Linked DNA regions of Homo sapiens: region 2 is linked to region 1. A link is an interaction called in ENCODE POLR2A ChIA-PET data of the cell type or tissue named here. Cell type or tissue: OCI-LY7. All regions are shown on one strand. Links, peaks and the distances in the headings refer to the core of each region. The heading gives the core; the rest is flanking DNA.

What was found. Peaks named below come from ENCODE experiments on the same cell type or tissue, not always from the same donor. Only the 100,000 strongest peaks of a DNase experiment are listed, where the experiment ranks them.
Region 2: POLR2A ChIA-PET joins it to region 1 with 10 read pairs; 4 of 35 experiments call an interaction of 5 or more read pairs at or near these places.

The regions. Positions count from the first base shown.
Region 1 is chr17:76,418,575-76,429,318 of GRCh38, forward strand. All of the region lies in intron 1 of UBE2O (ubiquitin conjugating enzyme E2 O), which reads right to left. Among named protein-coding and RNA genes, the nearest start is that of UBE2O, 29 kb to the right of the region's middle. RefSeq lists enhancers at 3,961-4,462, 4,463-4,962. In OCI-LY7, for the core only: no CTCF peak of the experiment used is centred there; DNase peaks (open chromatin) are centred at 3,844, 4,237 and 5,297; H3K4me3 peaks cover 2,323 bases; H3K27ac peaks cover 4,626 bases.
Region 2 is chr17:76,110,176-76,120,919 of GRCh38, forward strand. LOC101928447 (a long non-coding RNA gene) reads right to left here. Exons shown (of 4, transcript XR_001753019.2): 3 at 10,689-10,744; 4 at 10,161-10,279. Among named protein-coding and RNA genes, the nearest start is that of EXOC7, 12 kb to the left of the region's middle. In OCI-LY7, for the core only: no CTCF peak of the experiment used is centred there; no DNase peak of the experiment used is centred there.

The DNA of each region.
Region 1 (10,744 bases), core at 3,164-8,163:
TTTTTTTTTTTTTGAGACGGAGTCTCGCTCTGTCACCCAGGCTGGAGTGCAGTGGCGCGATCTCGGCTCACTGCAAGCTCCACCTCCTGGGTTCACGCCATTCTCCTGCCTCAGCCTCCTGAGTAGCTGGGACTACAGGCACCCGCCACCACGCCCGGCTAACTTTTTGTATTTTTAGTAGAGACAGGGTTTCACCGTGTTGGCCAGGATGGTCTTGATCTCCTGACCTCGTGATCCACCCGCGTCGGCCTCCCAAAGTGCTGGGATTACAGGCGTGAGCCACCGCGCCTGTCCGGAACAGATTTTAAGGCAGTTGTTTATCAGCTTGAAAAACACGGATTTTTCAACCCAAACCCATTGAATAAATTTCTGGGTGGAGAGATTAATGTTCCCTAGGTGAATCTGATAGTTAAAACAGTTCAACTTCTGACTGCCACGGTGACTCGCGCTGTAATACCAGTACTTTGAGAGGCTGAGCTTTGAGAATCACTTAAGCCCAGGAGTTCGAGAACCAGCCTGGGCAACCTAGTGAGACCCTATCTCTACAGATTTTTTTTTTTTAAATTAGGCCTGGTGGCTCATGCTCATGGTCTCAGCTACTTGGGGGGCTCTGGTGAGAGGATCACTTGAGCCCAGGGGGTCAAGGCTGCAGTGAGCCACGATCGCACCACTGCACTCTGGCCTGGGTGACAGAGTAAGACCCTATCTCAAAAAAAAAAAAAAAAAAAAAAAAATCCCTTTCTCCTGAAACAAAATATACTCTGACTACTTAGGAATATTTGTCTTTAATTAAAAAAAGTTTTTAAGTTTACTGCTGATATGGGGGTGTAATGAAGAAAAAAATAGAAAAAACATTTTAAGTTAAATCCAGGGATCAAGGCGTAAAAGCAAGGTGACTGAAAATAACTAAGAAAGCGAGAGTTGACTGATGCCCACCCTTCGGCACTCCCTGACACACCCTTCCTGTGGTCCAGCCCTTGGGAAAGACACAGAGGCACCAGGTCCTCAAACTGATATGGCCCCAACCTTGACCCACCTCTGCTCAGGTGGTCCAGATCCCAGCCTGGGCCAGTTTCCATGCTGACAAGAACAAGGCCCCGGGCCAGTTGCTGTCACAGTGGCAAAGAGCAGATCCCGCCAGCACGCATCCTTGGGAACCTGGTGGACATGGTTTCGCCACCTTGAAGACTTCCAGGCAGGAAGGCCATGCTGTGGCCCTGAGAACCCGATGCTCAGAGCTGTGACTAGAAGGGAGCGAGCTGGTGTGAAAGCGTGGCTCTACCCACGCGGAAACCTCAGAGTCTGAGAAAGAAGCATGCCGGCAGAAGGAGGCATGCCTGCTTGGCCCCATTCCTCGGCCATGGCCCTCGGGACCCTGGTGCTCCCTGCCCCTCCTTCATCACCTCCCTGCAACTGCGAATGCACAGAAGCATGACATAACCTTGGGGCAGCAGAAAGCTGCTGCCTCACTCCTGCCACAGCTCATGATCCGGAGCCTCACCCCTACCCAGCGCAGCAGTGGCCCCCTTCGCACCACACTCCCCCAAATGCCAAGCCTTGGCTGCTAATCAACAGCCACACTCTGAAAATGCACCGTACCTTCCTAGGCAGACTCATGCTGAAAAGGAGCCACTCAGCAGTGCTATTTTTAAAAATGCAAATATGGTAGGAAAAGGCAGTAAAAATAACACACAAGAGCCCTGATCCAAGGCCAGTTGTTTCCCCGGGGGCCAAGTTCCCACTGAAGTGGGAGCAGGGGGCTATGGAGGAGCAGGGGGCTATGGAAGTGCAGGGGGGCCTATCTTCCCACAGTGGTCCTGGCTTCCTGCATCGTTTTGTTTTCCTAATACCTGTGATTTTAGATCAATCCCAGTGGCCAGAAATGTTACAGACTCGCCCACATCTTTACCCAAACACACCACCGAGCAACCCTACATGCAGGCCAGGAGAACCTACACTAGAGGCACTGGCAGGTTTCATGACCCACCCTGGAATGACTATGTCAAAACAATGATGATTCTCCACTCCTTACAACTCTGTAACTACATCTTTGCGAGACAAACTGGGCTGGGGCGCTGCAGACATTTCTTTTTCACAGAGAAGCAGGAGCTTGATAAAGGCATGGGAAGCCAAGGAGGAAGAGACACAAGACGTCCTGGGATCGAGTGCAAGCTGGGGTCTTGCACCACCAGGTGTTGGTCCTGCCAGCATTCAAAATCGGCCTGCCACACACTGTTTATGTCTGTGGCCACAGAAAGCCCGAGACAGGCTGACCCCAGTGAGTTGGCAGGGACGGCCTTGTCACTCACCCCCCTAGACTTCCAAATGCTAACCTTGACAGTAGGAGTCCTCCCTTTCTTCAGCCCCCCACATCCCTGCAATTAGGTCAGGACAGGATCAGGTAGTCTGCTTTCTAAGCCAAGATTTCCAACAAAAATAAATACAAACACATAGCAGCATGTATTTGGGCTGAGTTCCTGGTAAAAGGCATGGATGGGAAAGTGAACAGGACTCAGCACCACCCATTTGCTAAGTGGGTGCAGTCCATCAGTACTGCAGACTTCGCTCCAAAAGGCCGTTGCTCCTCTGACAGGAAATGGGAAACTCACAGCTACAGTGAGCTCCCTAGAGCTGAGCCCAACCGTAGGGAAACACTGCAGAAAGAAGTGACGGCCTGCTGTCAGCGCTCATGGCTGACACCACATGGTCACCATTCTTCCAGATACTGAAACACTGGAGTCACCCACATTAAAGACACTAGAGCATGGAACATAATTTGAGTGACTATTTTCTTTTGTCTTTTTTTTTTTGAGACGGAGTTTCGCTCTTGTTGCCCAGGCTGGAGTGCAATGGCGTGATCTCGGCACACCATAGCCTGCTTCCCCGGTTCAAGCGATTGTCCTGCCTCAGCCTCACAAGTAGCTGGGATTACAGGCATGTGCCACCACGCCCAACTAATTTTGTATTTTTAGTAGAGATGGGGTTTCTCCATGTTGGTCAGGCTGGTCTTGAACTTCCGACCTCAGGTGATCCGCCCACCTTGGCCTCCCAAGGTGCTAGGATTACAGGCGTGAGCCACCACGCCCGGCCCTGAGTGACTATTTTCTATTTTCCCAGGGATGGAGTAATTAGCACCATTTGAGATCCATTACAACTGGTAACTGATGCCTTGGGACTGCTGGCTGAGAAGGGCTTGTGGCCTTTCTTTCATGGAGTAAATGCCACGTGCTTCCCATTTCTCCCATCCTGGCTGGCTCTATTTCCCTCAGTCACTGGGTCCCAGGAGGAAGTCAACAAGTCGCTGGCCAGGAGTCTGGAAAAGACAAGATGACGCCACCAGACTGCATCTGAGGACCCATCCCCTCTCCAATGGATCTGCATCCAGAGTGCTCAAGGACCACAAATCCCAGGTGGAGGAAAATGGGAAGATGGAGATGTCTCAAAGGATCTGCTGTGTCCTTCCTTTAAGGGACAACCAAGCCACAGGAGGGTCAGGCAGGCCTGTGGTGATGTTTTTGAGACCTCTATGTGTGATAAGTAATGGGACGTGTGCTAAGTAACCCCAAAATGCTAGTTCTCGTGGCCTCTCTCTCCGGCTTTTCCTCAATGGCTCCCAACTATTTCAGTCACTCCACTCATTCACAGCCTGAGTGGTCCTGAAAGGGAAGATGATGTGTGGAAGCACGACCTAAATGAACAACACGGGGAGAGGGCATGGGCAAAGGGCGGCTCACTTTAACCTGGCTTTTCCCAGGCTGAGCTCAAGTCCCATCTCTCCTCCAGCAAGGGCTTGACACAGACACAACCTGCTCTGTCATAAGGTCTGGGCACCCAGTGGCCTCTTCCTCCCGTTCATCATATGCTGTAGACCATCCATTCAGTTGTTCCCTCGCCCATTCAGCAAACTGAATAACCACTGGGTGGGCAGACGCTGTGCCAGATGCCAATGAAACATCTGGAACACGAGACAGTCCTGCAGGTGTCCGAGCAGGACGGAGGTTCCATCTGCAATGAAGCCGAGGCACGCCAGGCTTGGGGAGGTGTGGCCACCACAGGGAACAGCCATGGCTCAAATGTTCCCCCAGATAGCTGCACCCAAGTTTCTGCTCAGATGTCACCTCCTCAGAAGGGCTTCTCTGGCCACCCTGTCTGGAATTGCTCCTCCTCATTCTCTATCCACCTGCTTTATTTTTCTTCACAGCACTTACTGTTCCCACACCTGCAGTCTGTGTGCCCCATGGGGGTTAGAATGTGAACCACACAAGGGCAGGCACTGGGCACCAGTGCACCCCAGCAAGTGCCTGGAACACAGAAGGGTGCCTCTGAGGAGTCACTAGAGACAGCTGAAGGAAAAGCCATGGGAATTGGGAACAAGTGTCAAGAAAGGAGTGGCTAGCAATGCCTGATGCTGCTGAGAGATCCAGTGCCACGGGGAAGTGTCCCTGCTGACCTGGGCTCAGCAGTCCCAATGGGTGGCGTGGGCAGAATCCCCAATGGCGGGGCCTGGAGAACATCTGGCAATGCAGGAAACAGGAATCACAGCATGGAGCTCATTCAGGAACTACGGCTGAAGAGCAGGAAAAGGAGGAAGAGGTAGGTGAGGGGGTGGATGTGGGCTGAGGAAGGGTCTCTTTTCAAGACATTAAAAATGGGGTCAAGCTGGGCACGGTGGTACGCACCTGGAGCCCCAGCTACTCAAGAGGCTGAGGTGGGAGGATTGCTTAAGCCCAGGAATTCGACGCTGCAGTGAGCCCTGATTGTGCCAATGCACTCCAGCCTGGGTGACAAGAGTAAGACCCTATCTCTAAAAAATAAATACAGTAAAAATAAAAATGAGGGCCCGGCGTGGTGGCTCATGCCTGTAATCCCAGCACTTCGGGAGGCCGAGGTGGGAGGATCATGAGGTCAGAAGATCAAGACCATCCTGGCTAACATGGTGAAACCCAGTCTCTACTAAAAATACAAAAAATTAGCCAGGCATGGTGGCACGTACCTATAGTCCCAGCTACTTGGGGGGCTGAGGCAGGAAAATCGCTTGAACCTGGGAGGCGGAGCTTGCAGTGAGCCGAGATCACAACACTGCACTCCAGCCTGGGTGACAGAGGGACACTCCATCTCAAAATAAATAAATAAATAAATAAATAAATAAATAAAAAATAAGGTCAGGCAGGAAGCTGCCAAGGGAGAGCCTGAAGATTCAGGCCCAGGACATAATTGATAGAGGTGGCCTACGGCACAGTGTCCGCAAAGGAACCAGAACACAGGAGAGGAGACTTCCTCTCTTCACACCAGGTGGCTCTCAGCTACTTCCAGGTTGGGTTCTTTTTTTTTTTTTTTTTTTTTTTGAGACGGAGTCTCGCTCTGTCACCCAGGCTGTAGTGCTAGTGCAGCGGCGCGATCTTGGCTCACTGCAAGCTCCACCTCCCAAGTTCACGCCGTTCTCCTGCCTCAGCCTCCTGAGTAGCTGGGACTACAGGCCCCCGCCACCATGCCCAGCTAATTTTTTTGTATTTTTAGTAGAGACGGGGTTTCACCATGTTAGCCAGGATGGTCTCGATCTCCTGACCTTGTGATCCGTCCGTCTCGGCCTCCCAAAGTGCTGGGATTACAGGCGTGAGCCACCGCGCCCGGCCTTTTTTTTTTTTTTTTTTGAGACAGAATTTAACTTTTGTTGCCCAGCCTGGAGTGCAATGGCACAACCTAGGCTCACTGCAACCTCTGTCTCCCAGGTTCAAGCGATTCTCCTGTCTCAGCCTCCCCAGTAGCTGGGATTACAAGTGTGAGCCACCACACTCTGCTAATTTTTTGTATTTTTGTAGAGACAGGGTTTCACCATATTGGCCAGGCTGGTCTCGAACTCCTGACCTCACGTGATTCGCCCACCTCAGCCTCCCAAAGTGCTGGGATTACAGGCGTGAACCACCGTGCCCAGCCCACTAGTATTTTTTATATTCGTTACATTCTGAAATGGTATCTTGGATATATACTGAGTTAAATAAAACATTAAAATTAATTTCTGGCTGAGTGAGGTGGCTCATGTCTGTAATTCCAGCACTTTGGGAAGCCAAGGTGGGAGGATTGCTTGAGGCCAGGAGTTCAAGACCAGCCTGGGCAACAGAGTAAGACCCTATCTCTACATAAAAAAATGGCAGCAGGATCCCTTAAGCCAGGTGTTTGAGGTTACAATGAGCTATGATCGAGCCACTGCACTCCAGCCCGGGCAACAGAGCAAGACTCCATCCACCTCTACCTCCAAAATTAATTTCACCTGTTTCTTTTTTTTTTTTTATTTTTTATTTTTTTTTTTTGAGACAGAGTCTCGCCCTCACCCTGTCACCCAGGCTGGAGTGCAGTGGCGCGATCTCAGCTCACTGCAAGCTCCGCCTCCCAGGTTCATGCCATTCTCCTGCCTCAGCCTCCCGAGTAGCTGGGACTACAGGCACCCGCCACCACGCCCAGCTAACTTTTTTGTATTTTTAGTAGAGACGGGATTTGACCATGTTAGCCAGGATGGTCTCGATCTCCTGACCTCGTGATCCACCCGTCTGGGCCTCCTGAAGTGCTGGGATTACAGGCGTGAGCCACCGCACCCGGTTCACCTGTTTCTTTTAATGTTTTTAAAATGTGGTCACTTCTCAAGGTCCTTTCGACAAAAAAAAAAAAAAAAAAAAAAAAAGTAAAAGAAAAAAATGTGGTCACTAAAAAATTTTAAAGGACCTACTTGGCTCATATTGTATTTTTTTAAATAATAGTTTAGCTTAATTGTATCAAAACAATGCATGCCTAAGTTAAAAAAAAAACATAGTACTAAAAGGCTTAACAAAAACAGGCAGTCCCCCATCTTACCCTCTCAACTGTGCTCTTTTGAAGCAAATACTTTTTAATTTTTTAGCTGTTTGAATATTTACCTCCATACATATAAACAACATGCTTGCACCCTAATTCCTAACTTATTATAGACATTATCTATTGACGTCCTGTTTTGGTACCTGATGACCTAACTCTTACCCTCCCCTCTGAAGCCCTTTGCCTGTACTCCATCCTTTCAACAGTTCCACTGCATTAATTGAAAAATCTAAATGTGTTATGATGGAGGACAGAGCTCACAGCTGAACCAAGTGGTGTTCCGTGTCCTCACACAACTATGTACATATTGATACTTTTGTCAAATACCTATCCATAACTTTTCTAAATATCTTCAAATTACCTACAAATTATCGATCAGGTATCTTTGGGCTTTGTGTCTTTTTCTTGTCGATCTCTCTCCCTCCTGCAGAATTCCATCCTGTCTCTCTAACTCAGACTTTCCTCTGCCGCTCACCTGTGTCAGATCCCGTTTCCTGGATCCTGGGAAAAGTCCCTGGTTTTGGTGAAGAACAACTCCTTCTATCTCCTCCCCACAAGAGGTTCACAGGAGGCACTTTTTTTCCAGCCCTTACATGCCTAAAAGGAGGGTCTCACTCTGTCACCTAGGCTGGAGTGTAGTGGTGTGATCATGGTTCACTGCAGCCTCAACCTCCTGGGCTCAAATGATCCTCTTACTTCAGCCTCCTGAGTAGCTGGGACTACAGATGCACAACACCACACTTGGCTAATTTTTGTATTTTTTTGTAGAGACAGGGTTTTGCCATGTTTCCCAGGCTGGTCTCGAACGGGGCTCAAGCGATCCTCCTGTCTTGGCTTCCCAAAGTGCTGGGATTACAGGCGTGAACCACCATGCCCAGCCAAAAGAACTTTTTTCTACTCTACTTGACGTAGTTGGGCTGGATACGGAATTCTCTCAGAATGTTGCAGGATTTGCTCTGCTGTCTTCCAGTCTGAGTACCTGTCTTAACTGGCACATATAATTGTTTACTTTCATTGTGATCCATGTGGATTTATTTCTACTACCTTTAGGGCTTTCTGGCTACCATATTTTTTCTTTGCTCTCTTTCTTTTAGACAAATGACCTAGTTTTAAAATTCCATATTTTTACCCTCTGTGAGTTTGAAAGCTTTAAACACTATTTCTATTCTTTTGGTGGTTACCCTTAAAATTGGAACATGTCTACTTGACTCAGAAAGTTTGAAGTCAATCAATATCCCTCCTACACTTCCCAAACAGTTCAAAGAACTTAAGAGTGTGTTCATTCAAATCACCCCCTCACTGATTTCCATTTTTTGTTGGGACTTTGGTTTTTAATCCTCTCCAAATTAGTGACGATCACTTTCAGAAGCGAATGCTTATTCAGATTTACCTGCACTTCCCAACGCCTCTGGATACCATTACTGTCCGCATTTCTCCTTTCTCCTTACTTCCTTCTTCCCGAAGTACAGCGAAGGTCTCTTAGTAAATACAACTTTTTTTTTTTTCTGTGAAAATGTCCTTATTTGTTCCCATTATTGAACGATAATTTAAGCTGGTTGCTGAAAACTAAGCCAACAACTGATTTTCCTTAGCACACTGAAGATTTTACTTCCTTATGGCCTCTACTGTTGCTACTTGGCATTTCCTGAGTTTCACTGTTGAACCTGGGGAGTAATCTGCCTTTCTTCTCAAGCTGCCTTTAGGATGCTATTTTTCCCACTGGGCCCTCATACCACCATCCATGTTTGTAATGTCTCTTCCTCACAAGCATCTCTTTTATCTCTGCAGAATTCTAACTAACTTCTGCAGATCTGTTTTCCAGTTCCCATAGTTCTCTCTTGAGAATTTATGCTATTTGCTGTTTAACATTTCCACTGGGGTTTTAACTCAATGTTTTCACTCTAGAGGCTTTATTTGATTCTTTAAAAAATAATCCCTTTTAAGATGTATTCTGTCTTATTCTTTCCTTTGACATCTATTTCTTCTTTTAGCCCTTCAATCACTTTAGACATTTCTATTATAATCTCTTCTATTATTTGAATTCTCATGTTGAGAATCTTGTGTTTGTTGTGATCGCTGACTCATGTTCTAATTTCTACATGCTTGGTAATTTCCTAGAACAAGCTCATCATCTGTGGGCATCCTAGGATTCCAAAAGGCCTGTACTGTGCAAGGGTCACTCTAGAAAAGTTCTGCCTTTGTTCTGCAAGCAAGAAGCTTCAGGGGTATCGCCAGTCTGCTGGCTGGTCTGGTGCCAGCTCGGGCATTCCTGCAACATGTAGATGTTATAAACACAGACTTAGAACTTGGATGTTTTCCACTGTTCACAGAAGACTTCCTCCAACACAATCCAGAGTGTGGGGCAATGATCAGCTCCCTTGACATTTCTCTGATCCCATGGGGGAAATTTTCTTGCATCCCTTTTACCTGGGAATGGCTCTTTTGAGGGGATTTCTGTTTCAACTCCATGCTTCACGTGTTCATGCAAATCCAAACCTCTATTATTGTTAGGGTCGATTTCAGGGTCCAATGAACCCACCTTGCCCCTCCCCAGAGCTGCCTACTCTGCTCTGGCTTTATATTCCTGCTTTGCTTTCGGTTCTCTGTTTTTCTTTCTTATTCTGTTGTTATAGCTTATATAGCATTTTAAGTGATTGTAATGGGAGCGGTTCTAACTTTAGCTCAAGCTACCATGTCACTGAAACAGGAAATCCACCCCATTGTCTTCTGGCTTCCAATGAGGTTGAAAAATCCAATCCATCTTCATTCCCAGTCTTTTGTATGTGACCCGTTTTTGCTCTTCGGAAGCTTTATGCCCAGTGCTCTGGAATCACACAATGTGCCACAGGACATTTTCCATTTACCATTTTTGAAACTTATGACTGTCCATTCTGAAATAATTCTTGTTTCTCTGATACATTATGGTCCTTAATTTTCCCTTTCTCTCTTTATAGACTTCCTAGATGTCAGACGTTTTTAATCTGTTTCCTGGGAGCCTTCGTCAACTTCAAAGAAAAAGTAATGGTTTTAATTTCCGAGAACTCTTTCTTGTTCTGATTTTTATAGTAACTTTTTATTTCATGGATAAAATATTGGCTCTTCTTTCTGAGTATATTTGCCATGTGCTTTAAGGCTTTCTCCTACCTGAATCAGCTCTGATTCCTCGGAGATACATTTTTCTCTTTGCTTTCTCTGGCCTCTACCTTCCATACTGGAAGCTTTCTGAACATATCCAGTTATTCTTGGCATCCATTCCTATTTAAAAGTGAGGCAATAAGAGATCTTTGTGGTGATGGAAGAGTTGTGTATCTTGACTGCTGTTACATGTGGTTACATGAATCCACAGATGTGATAAAGGGTGTGAAACTGTATGCACATATTGTGTACCCATGTCAATTCCCTGATTTTCATATTGTCTGTGATTATATAAGACATGACCATCAAGGGAAACTGCATGAAGGGTAGAGGGGACCCCTCTACTATTTTTTTTTTTTTTTTTGAGATGGAGTCTTGCTCTGTCGCCCAGGCTGGAGTGCAGTGGCATGATCTTGGTTCACTGCAACCTCTGCCTCCTGGGTTCAAGCAATTCTCCTGCCTCAGCCTCCCGAGTAGCTGGGATTACGGGCGCATGCCACCATGCCCGGCTAATTTTTGTATTTTTAGTAGAGACGGGGTTTAACCATGTTGGCCAGGCTGGTCTCGAACTCCTGACCTCGTGATCTGCCCGCCTCGGCCTCCCAAAGTGCTGGGATTACAGGCATGAGCCACCGCGTCCAGCCAGCCCTCTACTATGTTTGCAACTTCCTATGCATCTATAATTATTTCAAAATAAAAAGTTGGGCTGGGGATGGTGGCTCATGCCTGTGATCCCAGCACTTTGTGAGGCTGAGGTGGGCAG
Region 2 (10,744 bases), core at 2,196-7,195, 310 kb before region 1:
AGTAGCTGGGATGACAGGTGCCCGCTACCACACCCAGCTATTTTTTTTTTGTATTTTTAGTAGAGATGGGGTTTCACCGTGTTAGTCAGGATGGTCTCGATCTCCTGACGTCGTGATCTGCCCGCCTCGGCCTCCCAAAGTGCTGGGATTACAGGCATGAGCCACCGCGTCCGGCCTCTACAAAAAATTTTTAAAAAGAGAAAAAATTCAATGATAGGAAAATAAACACCTGATTAAAACAGAGACAAAAGATCTGAACAGACACCTCACCAGAGAAGATATGCAGATGACAAACAAACATATGAAAAGATGCTCAGCATCAGATGTCAGTAGGGAATTGCAGGTTTTTTTGTGGTTTTTTTTTTTTTTTTTTTTTTTTTTTGAGACAGGGTCTCACTCTGTCACCCAGGCTGGAGTGCAGTGGTACAATCATGGCTCACTGCAGCCTTGACCTCCCACCTCAGCCTCCCAAGTAATTGGGATTACAGGCGCCCTCCACCATGCCTGGCTAATTTTTGTGTTTTTTTAAGTAGAGATGGGGTTTCACCACATTGGTCAGGTTGGTCTCGAACTCCTGACCTCAGGTGATCCACCTGCCTCAGCCTCCCAAAGTGCTGGGATTACAGGTGTGAGCCACTGAGCCCGGCCTTTTTTTTTTTTTTTTTTTTTTTAAATTCAAGATCTTGCTCTGTGGCTCAGGCTGAAGTGCAGTTGCATGATTATGGGTGCCCCAGCCTCCCAAGTAGCTGAGACTACAGGAACTCACCACCGCCCCCGGTTAATTTAAAATTTTTTTATGGAGACAGGATCTTGCTTTGTTGCCTACGCTGATCACAAACTCCTGGTCTCAAGTCTACCTTGGCCTCGGGATTATGCTGGGATTACAAAAATGAGCCACCATGCCCAGCTGGGACCTGCAAATTTAAACAACAATGAGATGCCACTACACGGCTATCACCATGGCTAAAATCCAAAACACTGAGAACACCAAATGCTGGTGAGAGTGTGGAGCAACAGGAGTTCTCACTCATTACTGGTAGGAATGCAAAATGCTATAGCCACTTTGGAAGACAGTGTGGCAGTTTTTAGAAAGCTAAACGTACTCTTACCATATGATCCGGGAATCGTGTTGCTTGCTATTTATCCAAATGAGTTGAAAATTTACATCCACACAAAAACCTACACAAGAATGTTTATAGCAGCCTTATTCATCACTGCCGAAAATTGGAAGCAATTGACATCCTTTACTAGGTGAATAGATAAGCAAACTAAGGTACATTCATATAAGATATACTATTAGGCCAGGCGCGGTGGCTCACGCCTGTAATCCCAGCACTTTGGGAGGCCAAGGCGGGCAGATCACAAGGTCAGGAGTTCGAGACCAGCCTGGCCGACATGGTGAAACCCTGTCTGTACTAAAAACACAAAAATTAGCTGGATATGATGGTGGGTGCCTGTAATCCCAGCTACTCGGGAGGCTGAGGCAGGAGAATTGCTTGAACCTGGGAGGCAGAGGATGCAGTGAGCCAAGATTGCGCCACTGCACTCCAGCCTAGGTGACAAACAAGACTCCAGCTCAAAAAAAAAAAAAAAAAAGATATACTATTAAGCAGCCAGGTATGGTGGTGGCTCACGCCTGTAATCCCAGCAGTTTGGGAGGCTGAGGTGGGTTGATCACCTGAGGTCAGGAGTTTGAGACCAGCCTGGCCAACATGGTGAAACTCCATCTCTACTAAAAATGCAAATATTATCTGGGTGTGGTGGTGCGTGCCTGTAATCCCAGCTACTGGGGAGGCTGAGGCAGGAGAATCACTTGAACCTGGGAGACAGAGGTTGCAGTGAGTAGAGGTTGCACCACTGCACTCCAGCCTGAGTAACAGAACAAGACTCCATCTCAAAAAAAAGAAAAAAAAAAGACATATTATTCAGAGATAGGAAATGAGCTAGCAAGCCACAAAAAGCCATAAAGGAACCTCAAATGAATATTAATCAGTGAAGAAGCCAATCCGAAAAGGCAACATACTGTATGATTTCAACCATGTGACATTCTGGAAAAGGCAAAACCATGGAGACATTGAAGTGATCAATGATTGCCAAGGGTTTGCGGGGTTGGGGGAGGGAGACAGAGGGAGGAAGGGAGGGATGAGTTGGTGGAGCACAGATGATTTTTAGGGTGATGGACCACGCTGTATGATACTGTAATTGTGGATATTGACATTATGCAATTGGCAAAACACACAGAACTATATAACACAAAGCACAAACCCCATTTTAAACTATGGACTTTAAGGAAACAATTAACAAAGTGAAGAGACAACTCACAGAATGGGAGAAATATTTGCCAACTAGCTATCTGACGGGATTTAGTAATGGGAATATATAAGGAGCTCAAACAATTCTATGGGAAAAAAAATCTAATAATACAACCAAAAATGGGCAAAAGATCTGAATAGACATTTCTTAAAAGGCGATATACAAATGGCAAACAGATATATGAAAAGGTGCTCAACATCATTGATCATCAGAGATGCAAATCAAAATTATAATGAGGTATTTTCTCACCCCAGTTAAAATGGCTTTTATCCAAAGGACAGGCCATAACAAATGCTGGTGAGGATGTGGAGAAAAGGGTACCCTCGTACACTGTTGGTGGCAATGCGAATTAGTATAACTCCTATGGAACAGTATGGAGGTTCCTCAAAAAACTAAAAATAGAGCCACCAGGTGATCCAGCAATCCCACTGGTAGGTATATACCCAAAAGAAAGGAAATCAATATATTGAAAAGATATCTATACTCCCGTGTTTATTGCAGCACTATTCACAACAGCTAAGAATTGGAAGCAACCTGTGTCCCCACTCAAATCTCATCTTGAATTATAGTTCCCATAATCCCCATATGTCATGGGAGGGACCCAGTGGGAGGTAATTGAATGACAGGGGCGGATTTTTCTGTTTTTGTTTTGTTTTGTTTCTTTTGAGACGGAATCTCACTCTGTCACCCAGGCCGGAGTGCAGTGGCGTGATCTTGGCTCACTGCAACCTCCGCCTCTTGGGTTCATGTAATTCTCTGCCTCAGCCTCCTGAATAGCTGGGATTGCAGGTGCCCACCTCCATGCCTGGCTAATTATTTTAGGGGTAGGTTTTTCCTGTGCTCTTCTCGTGATAGTGAGTAAGTCTCATGAGATCTGATGGTTTCACAAAGGGCAGTTCCCCTGTACACACTTTCCTTGCCTGCCACCATGTAAGATGTGCCTTTTCTCCTCCTTCGCCTTCTTCCATGATTGTGAGGCCTCCCCAGCCACGTGAAACTGAGTCCATTAAACCTCTTTTTCTTTATAAATTACCCAGTCTTGGGTATTTCTTCACAGTGGTATGAAATGGACTAATACACTAAGTGTCCATCAACAAACAAATGGATAAAGAAAATGTGGTTCATATACACCTGGGAGTACTAGTCACCCATAAAAAAGAATGAGACCCTGTCATTTGCAATAACTTGGATGGAGCAGGAGGTCATTGTGTTACGTGAAATAAGCCAGGCACAGAAAGAAAAACTTCATGTGTTCTCACTTATTTGTGGGAGCTAAAACTTAAAAGAATGGAACTCATGGAGATAGAGAGCAGAGGCTGGGAAAAGTAATGGTGGGGAAAGAGGGAGAAGGGGGGCTGGTTAATGTGCACAAAAATATAATTAGCTAGAATGAATAAGACCTAGTATTTGATAGCACAATAGGGTGATTACAGTCAATAATAATTTATTGTACATTAAAAATAACTATGGGCGGCCGGGCGCAGTGGCTCACGCCTATAATCCCAGCACTTTGAGAGGCTGAGGCGGGCGGATCATGAGGTCAGGAGATCGAGACCAGCCTGGCTAACACGGTGAAACCCCATCTCCACTAAAAACACAAAAAATTAGCCAGGCATGGTGGCGGGGCGCCTGTAGTCCCAGCTACTCGGGAGGCTGAGGCAGGAGAATGGCATGAACCCGGGAGGTGGAGCTTGCAGTGAGCCAAGATCGCGCCACTGCACTCCAGCCTGGGCGAAGAGTGAGACTCCGTCTCAAAAAAAAAAAAAAAACTATGGGCCGGGCATGGTGGCTCACACCTGTAATCCCAACACTTTGGGAGGCCGAGGCGGGTAGATCACCTGAAGTCAGGAGTTCGAGACCAGCGTGGCCAACATGGTGAAACCCTGTCTCTACTAAAAATACAAAAATTAGCCAGGCGTGGTGGCGGGCACCTGTAATCCCAGCTACTCGGGAGGCTGAGGCAGGAGAATTGCTTGAACCCAGGAGGCGGAGGTTTCAGTGAGCCGAGATCATTCCACTGCACTCCAGCATGGGTGACACAGCGAGACTCCATATCAAAAAATAAAATAAATAAAAATAACTGAAAGAGTATAATTGGGCCGGGTGCAGTGGCTTACGCCTGTAATCCCAGCACTTTGAAAGGCTGAGGCAGGCGGATCACTTGAGGCTAGGAGTTCGAGACCAGCCTGGCCAACATGGCAAAACCATGTCTCTACTAAAAAATACAAAAATTAGCCAGACATGGTGGCAGGCGCCTGTAGTCCCAGCTACTCGGGAGGCTGAGGCAGGAGAATCGCTTGAACCTGGGAGGCGGAGGTCGCAGTGAGCATCTGAGATGGCACCACTGCACTCCAGCCTGGGCAACAGAGAGAGATGCTGTCTCAAAAAAAAAAAAAAAAAGAAAAGAAAAGAAAAAAAGAGTATAATTGGATTGTTTGTAACACAAAGAAAGGATAAGTGCTTGAGGTGATGGACACTCCATTTACCCTGATGTGATTATGCCTGTATCAAGATATCTCATGTAACCCATAAATATATATACCTACTACGTACCCACAAAAATTAAAAAAAGATTTTTAGAAATAAAAAGTAAACTATGGGCTTTAGTTAATAATAATGTATCAATCAATTTGTCCATCAGTTGTAGTAAATGTACCACACTCATTCAAGTTATTTATTTATTTAGAGACAGGGTCCAGCTCTGTCACCCAGGCTGGAGTTCAGTGGCCCAATCATAGCTCACTGCAACCTCGAGTGTGTGCCATCACACTCAGCTAATTATTTAATTGTTTTGTAGAGATGGGGTCTTGCTATATTGTCCAGGCTGGTCACAAACTCCTGGGCTCAATTAATCATCTCGCCTCAGCCTCCTAAAGCTCTGGGGTTACAGGCATAAGCCACCACTTCCGGCCTTGCTAGTTCTTAATAATAGTGGAAACTGAGGGACAGGGAGCAGGAGGAGATATATGACAACTCTATCCTTTCTGCATGATTTTTTTTTCTGTAAACCTGAAGCTGCTCTAAAACATGTCTGTTGGGCACAATAACTCACACCTGTAATCTCAGAGTTTTGGGAGGCCGAGGTGGGAGGATCATTTGAGGCCAGGAGTTCGAGACCAGCCTGGGCAACATAGCGAGACCCCATCTCTATAAAAAATAAAAAATTAGCCAGGCATGGTAGCATGTGCCTGTAGTCCCAGCTACTCAGGAGAATGAGGCAGGAGGATGGCTTGAGCCCAGGAGTTGGAGGCGGCAGTGAGCTATGACTGTGCCACTGCACTCCAGCTTGGGTGACAGAGCGAAGCCCTATCTCAAAAAAATAAAAAAAAGTCTAAGAAAAAAATTTTTAGGCCAGGTGCGGTGGCTCACGCCTGTAATCCAAGCACTTTGGGAAGCTGAGGCAAGTGGATCACGAGGTCAGGGGTTCGAGACCAGCCTAGCCAGCATGGTGAAACCCTGTCTCTACTAAAAATACAAAAATTAGCTGGGCATGGTGGCCTGCACCTGTAGTCCCAGCTACTCAGGAGGCTGAGGTGGAGAATCGCTTGAACCCGGGAGGTAGGAGGTTGCAGTGAGCTAAAATCATGCCACTGCACTCCAGCCTGGGCGACAGAGTGAGACTCTGTCTCAAAAAAAAAAAAATTTTTTTTTTAAATGACATCTCAGGTTAAAACTGCCTGTTTAATGCACTTTGTCCTTTTTCGTTTGCTTGTTTTTGAGATAGGGTCTAGCTCTGTTGCCCAGGCAGGAGTGCAGTGGGGGATCTTGGCTCACTGCAACCTCTGCCTCCCAGGCTTAAGCCATCCTCCCACCTCACCCTCCCAAGTATCTGGGACTACAGGCATGTGCCACCATGCCCGGCTAATTTTTGTATTTTTTTATAGAGACAGGGTTTCACCATGTTGCCCAGGCTGGTATAGAACTCCTGGGCTCAAAAGATCCTTTCACCTCAGCCTCCCAAATTGCTGGGATTATAGGCGTGAGCCACCATGCCCAGCCCTTTGTCCATTTTATATAATGATGTTCATATTTTCTTACTAAATTTTCAGAATTCTTTATATACTATTTTTTAATTTTTTTTTTTTTGAGACAGAGTCTCGCTCTGTCGCCCAGGCTGGAGTGCAGTGGTGCAATCTTGGCTCACTGCAAGCTCCACCTCCCAGGTTCACGCCATTCTCCTGCCTCAGCCTCCAACTAGTTGGGACTACAGGTGCCTGCCACCACACCTAGCTAATTTTTTCTATTTTTTAGTAGAGATGAGGTTTCACCGTGTTAGCCAGGATGGTCTCGATCTCCTGACCTCATGATCCGCCCGCCTTGGCCTCCCAAAGTGCGGGATTACAGGCGTGAGCCACCATGCCTGGCCTCCTATTTTTAAATTTTATTATTATTATTATTATTTGAGATGGAGTCGTGCTCTTGTCGCCCAGGCTGGAGTGCAGTGGCCTGATCTCAGCTCACTGCAACCTCCACCTCCTGCATTCAAGCTTCTCCTCCCTCAGCCTCCTGAGTAGCTGGGATTACAGGTGCCCACCACCACCCCGGCTAATTTTTGTACTTTTAGTAGAGACGGGGTTTTGCCATGTTGGCCAGGCTGGTCTTGAACTCCTGACCCCAGGTGATCCGCCCATCTCTGCCTCCCAAAGTGCTGGGATTACAGGCGTGAGCCACCGTGCCCGGCCTATTTTATTATTATTATTTCTTGAGGCAGTCTCGCTCTGTTGCCCAGGCTGGAGTGCAGTGGCGTGATCTCGGCTTACTGCAACCTCTGCCTCCAGAGTTTAAGCGATTCTCATGCCTCTGCCTCCTGAGTAGCTGGGATTACAGGCACCTGCCACCACGAATGGCTATTTTTTTTTTTTTTTTTTGTATTTTAGTAGAGATGGGGTTTCACCATGTTGGCCAGGTTGGTTTCAAAATCCTGACCCCAAGTGATCCACCCACTTCGGCCTCCCAAAGTGTTAGGATTACGGGCATTAGCCACTGCACCCAGCCAATTCTTTGGCCGTTAAAGAATATTATTTAATCATTTATATGAAAATCTTTTTCTTATTTTTTCCCATTTTCATTATCATGTGGGCCAGGCATGGTGGCTCACGCTTATAATCCCAGCACTTTGGGAGGCCATTTCGGGTGGATTCCCTGAGTTTAGGAGTTTGAGACCAGCATGGTCAACATGGCAAAACCCTGTCTCTGCAAAAAATACAAAAATTAGGTGGGTCCCAGCTACTTGGGAAGCTAAGGCGGGAGAATTGCTTGAACCTGAAAGGTTGAGAGTGCAGTGAACGTTGATTGTGCCACTGCATTGCAGCCTGGGTGACAGAGCAAGGCCCTGTCTTGAAAAAAATAAAAATATGCGGTTTAATTTCATTTATTGTTGCTATTTTGTGCTAGTGGAGTTTTAATTCTTTCATTTGTTCATGTTTTATTTATGATTTATGTTTATCAGACTTTCTTTCTTTTTTCTTTTTTTTTTTGAGATGGAGTCTCGCTCTGTTGCCCAGGCTGGAGTGCAGTGGTGCGATCTCGGCTCACTGCAACCTCTGTCTCCTGGGTTCAAGCGATTCTCCTGCCTCGGCCTCCTGAGTAGCTGGGACTACAGGTGCACGCCACCATGCCCAGTTAATTTTTGTATTTTTAATTTTTGTAATTTGTAAAAATTTTTGTTTTTGTATTTTTAGTAGAGACGGGGTTTCACCACGTTGCCAGGATGGTCTTGATCTCTTGACCTTGTGATTTGCCCACCTTGGTCTCCCGAAGTGTTGGGATTACAGGCGTGAGCCACCATGCCTGGCCATTCATACTTTCTGTTTTACAGCTTTTTGGTTTTGTGTCTTGCTTAGAAAAGCTTATCCCAGGCAGGGCGCGGTGGCTCATACCTGTAATCCCAGCACTTTGAGAGACCGAGGTAGGCAGATCACCTGATGTGAGCAGTGTGAGACCAGCCTGGCCAACATGGTGAAACCCCGTCTCTACTAAAAATACAAAAATTAGCTGGGCCTGGTGCCGCACGCCTGTAATCCCAGCTACTCAGGAAGCTGAGGCAGGAGAATCGTTTGAACCGAGATCATTCCACTGCACTCCAACTGGGAAGACAGAATGAGACTCTGTCTGAGGAAAAAAAAAAAAAAAGCTTAGCTTGGGATAAATAAAACACCTGTGTTCTTTTCTCGTACTTTTTTTTTTTTAAGTTTATATTACTGAGCCATCTGAGTTTTTTCGCAGTCTGGATACCGTTTCTTCCATGTAGATATCTGGATCTATTTCTTGGGTGTATTCTGTTCCATTGAATTGCTTTTGCATATTTCAGCAACAGTACCAAACCAGTTAAAGCAAAAAAGCTTTTTAACTTAATTATTCATTTAATATTTGGTGAGGGATATATCTTTCATGGTTTTTTATTTTCCCCCCTCCTAAAAAAAGTCCTGGATAGTCTACTTTTTTTTTTGAGACGGAGTCTCGCTCTGTCGCCCAGGAGGGAGTGCAGTGGCGTGATCTCGGCTCACTGCAAGCTCCGCCTCCCGGGTTCACGCCATTCTTCTGCCTCAGCCTCCCGAGTAGCTGGGACTACAGGTGTCCGCCACTACGCCAGCTAATTTTTTGTATTTTTAGTAAAGATGGGGTTTCACCGTGTTAGCCAGGATGGTCTCGATCTCCTGACCTCGTGATCCGCCCGCCTCGGCCTCCCAAAGTACTGGGATTACAGGCGTGAGCCACAGCGCCCGGCCTGGATAGTCTACTTTTGTTCTTTTTTTTTCAGGTGAACTTTAAATTCATTTTCACAGCTACAAATTGAATGTCCCCTAAGCAAACTGGTTTGAATTCAGGTCCTTATAGAGTCTGGGGCATCACTGAGGAATCATGCCTGCTTGAGGGGTGGAGGCAAAGTGTGAGCAAGGTGAGGGGGTGCTGGAAGCCAGAAGCTTCCTGCGGAGCCTGTGAGGTGCCCACAGAGCAGGGTCCACTGCCCGGAAGGATCACTGGACCTCACAGGCAGAGCTGGAGGGAGGAAAGGCTAAGCCAGCAGAAGCCCCGCTGGGGGAGATCAAAGACAAGCATGGGCAACAGGTCTTCACAGCTGAGTGACACAAACAAGAGGGGTGCCGGGCCAGGGCTGATGGAATTGCCATGCGTGACCAGAAGGCTCAGCGGGGCCTCTAAAGGGCACCTCCCCAGCACCTGGCCTTGGCCCGACCCAGAGGGTGTTCAGGGTACCCAGTAAATCTATGATGAGCAAATAAACAAGTGCATGAAGGCTAACTCCAGGAGGAGGAGGAGGGGCGAGGAAGGAGGATCAAAGGGATGGCGTACACGTCCCAGGGAAGGCAAAGTGAAGGAGGTCGGGGTGCAGTATTTTTTTTTTTTGAGACAGAGTCTCACTATGTCACCCAGGCTGGAGTGCAGTGGCACGATCTCGGTTCACTGCAACCTCTGCCTGCTGGGTTCAAGCAATTCTCCTGTCTCAGCCTTCCGAGAAGCTAGGACTACAGGCACCCACCACCATGCCCAACTAATTTTTTTGTATTTTTAGTGGAGACAGGGTTTCACCATATTGGTCAGGCTAGTCTCGAACTCCTGACCTCAAGTGATCTACCTGCCTTGGCCTCCCAAAGCGCCGGAATTACAAGCGTGAGCCACCAAGCCCAGCCGAGGGTGCAGCTTTTGAGGCAACTGAGAGCCTCTTTGACCTGAGAATCACAGCAACATACTTGTGGGCAGCAGAAACACCCAGGCCAGGAGATACATTGGGAGGAATCTTTATCCCTTCCTGCTTCTCTTGTGGCCAGAGACCTGCACACTCTGTCCCACCCCCACACCTCCCATACCAATTTCTCAGCTTACCCAAGGCAGGTTCCAGGAGAAGGCTGTGGGGCAGGAAGGATTTGGGCTCTGAGATAGGTACTGCGGACACATGTTCCCATGGGAGAATGTTGCACGTGGCAGCTGATTTCTGTCCAAATCACAGCTGAATGGCAGAGTGGAGGAAAAAGAACCCAGGTGTGAGGCCAGACAGGCCCGTCTGATCCCAGCCCTGCCCCTAATTAGCCCTGTGACTTCTGAATAACACACCACAAAGGCCCCTTGGATTTGAGGTAAATTAAGTGACATGGCGCATATAAAAGGCCTGGTACCTAGTAGGTGCTCAAGAAATGTTAGCCGGTGCCCACTCCAGTTCTTCCCTGGCCTTTCCAGCTGTAGTTGGAGTACGTTAGGAACAAAATCGGCTTCTGCAGCTAATGATCACTGCTTAGAAATGTGTTCTGAGTTCTGATCAATTTATCCAGAACCCGTGGAACCCCTCACCTCCTCTTATCTGCCCCCAAACAGTCCTGAGTCATTGACAGCATCTTGAACCTCCTGGCCCCTGGACTCACCCAGTGAGGCCATTCGTGAAGATCAAAGAAACGAAATCACCAGGCAGTGATACCAG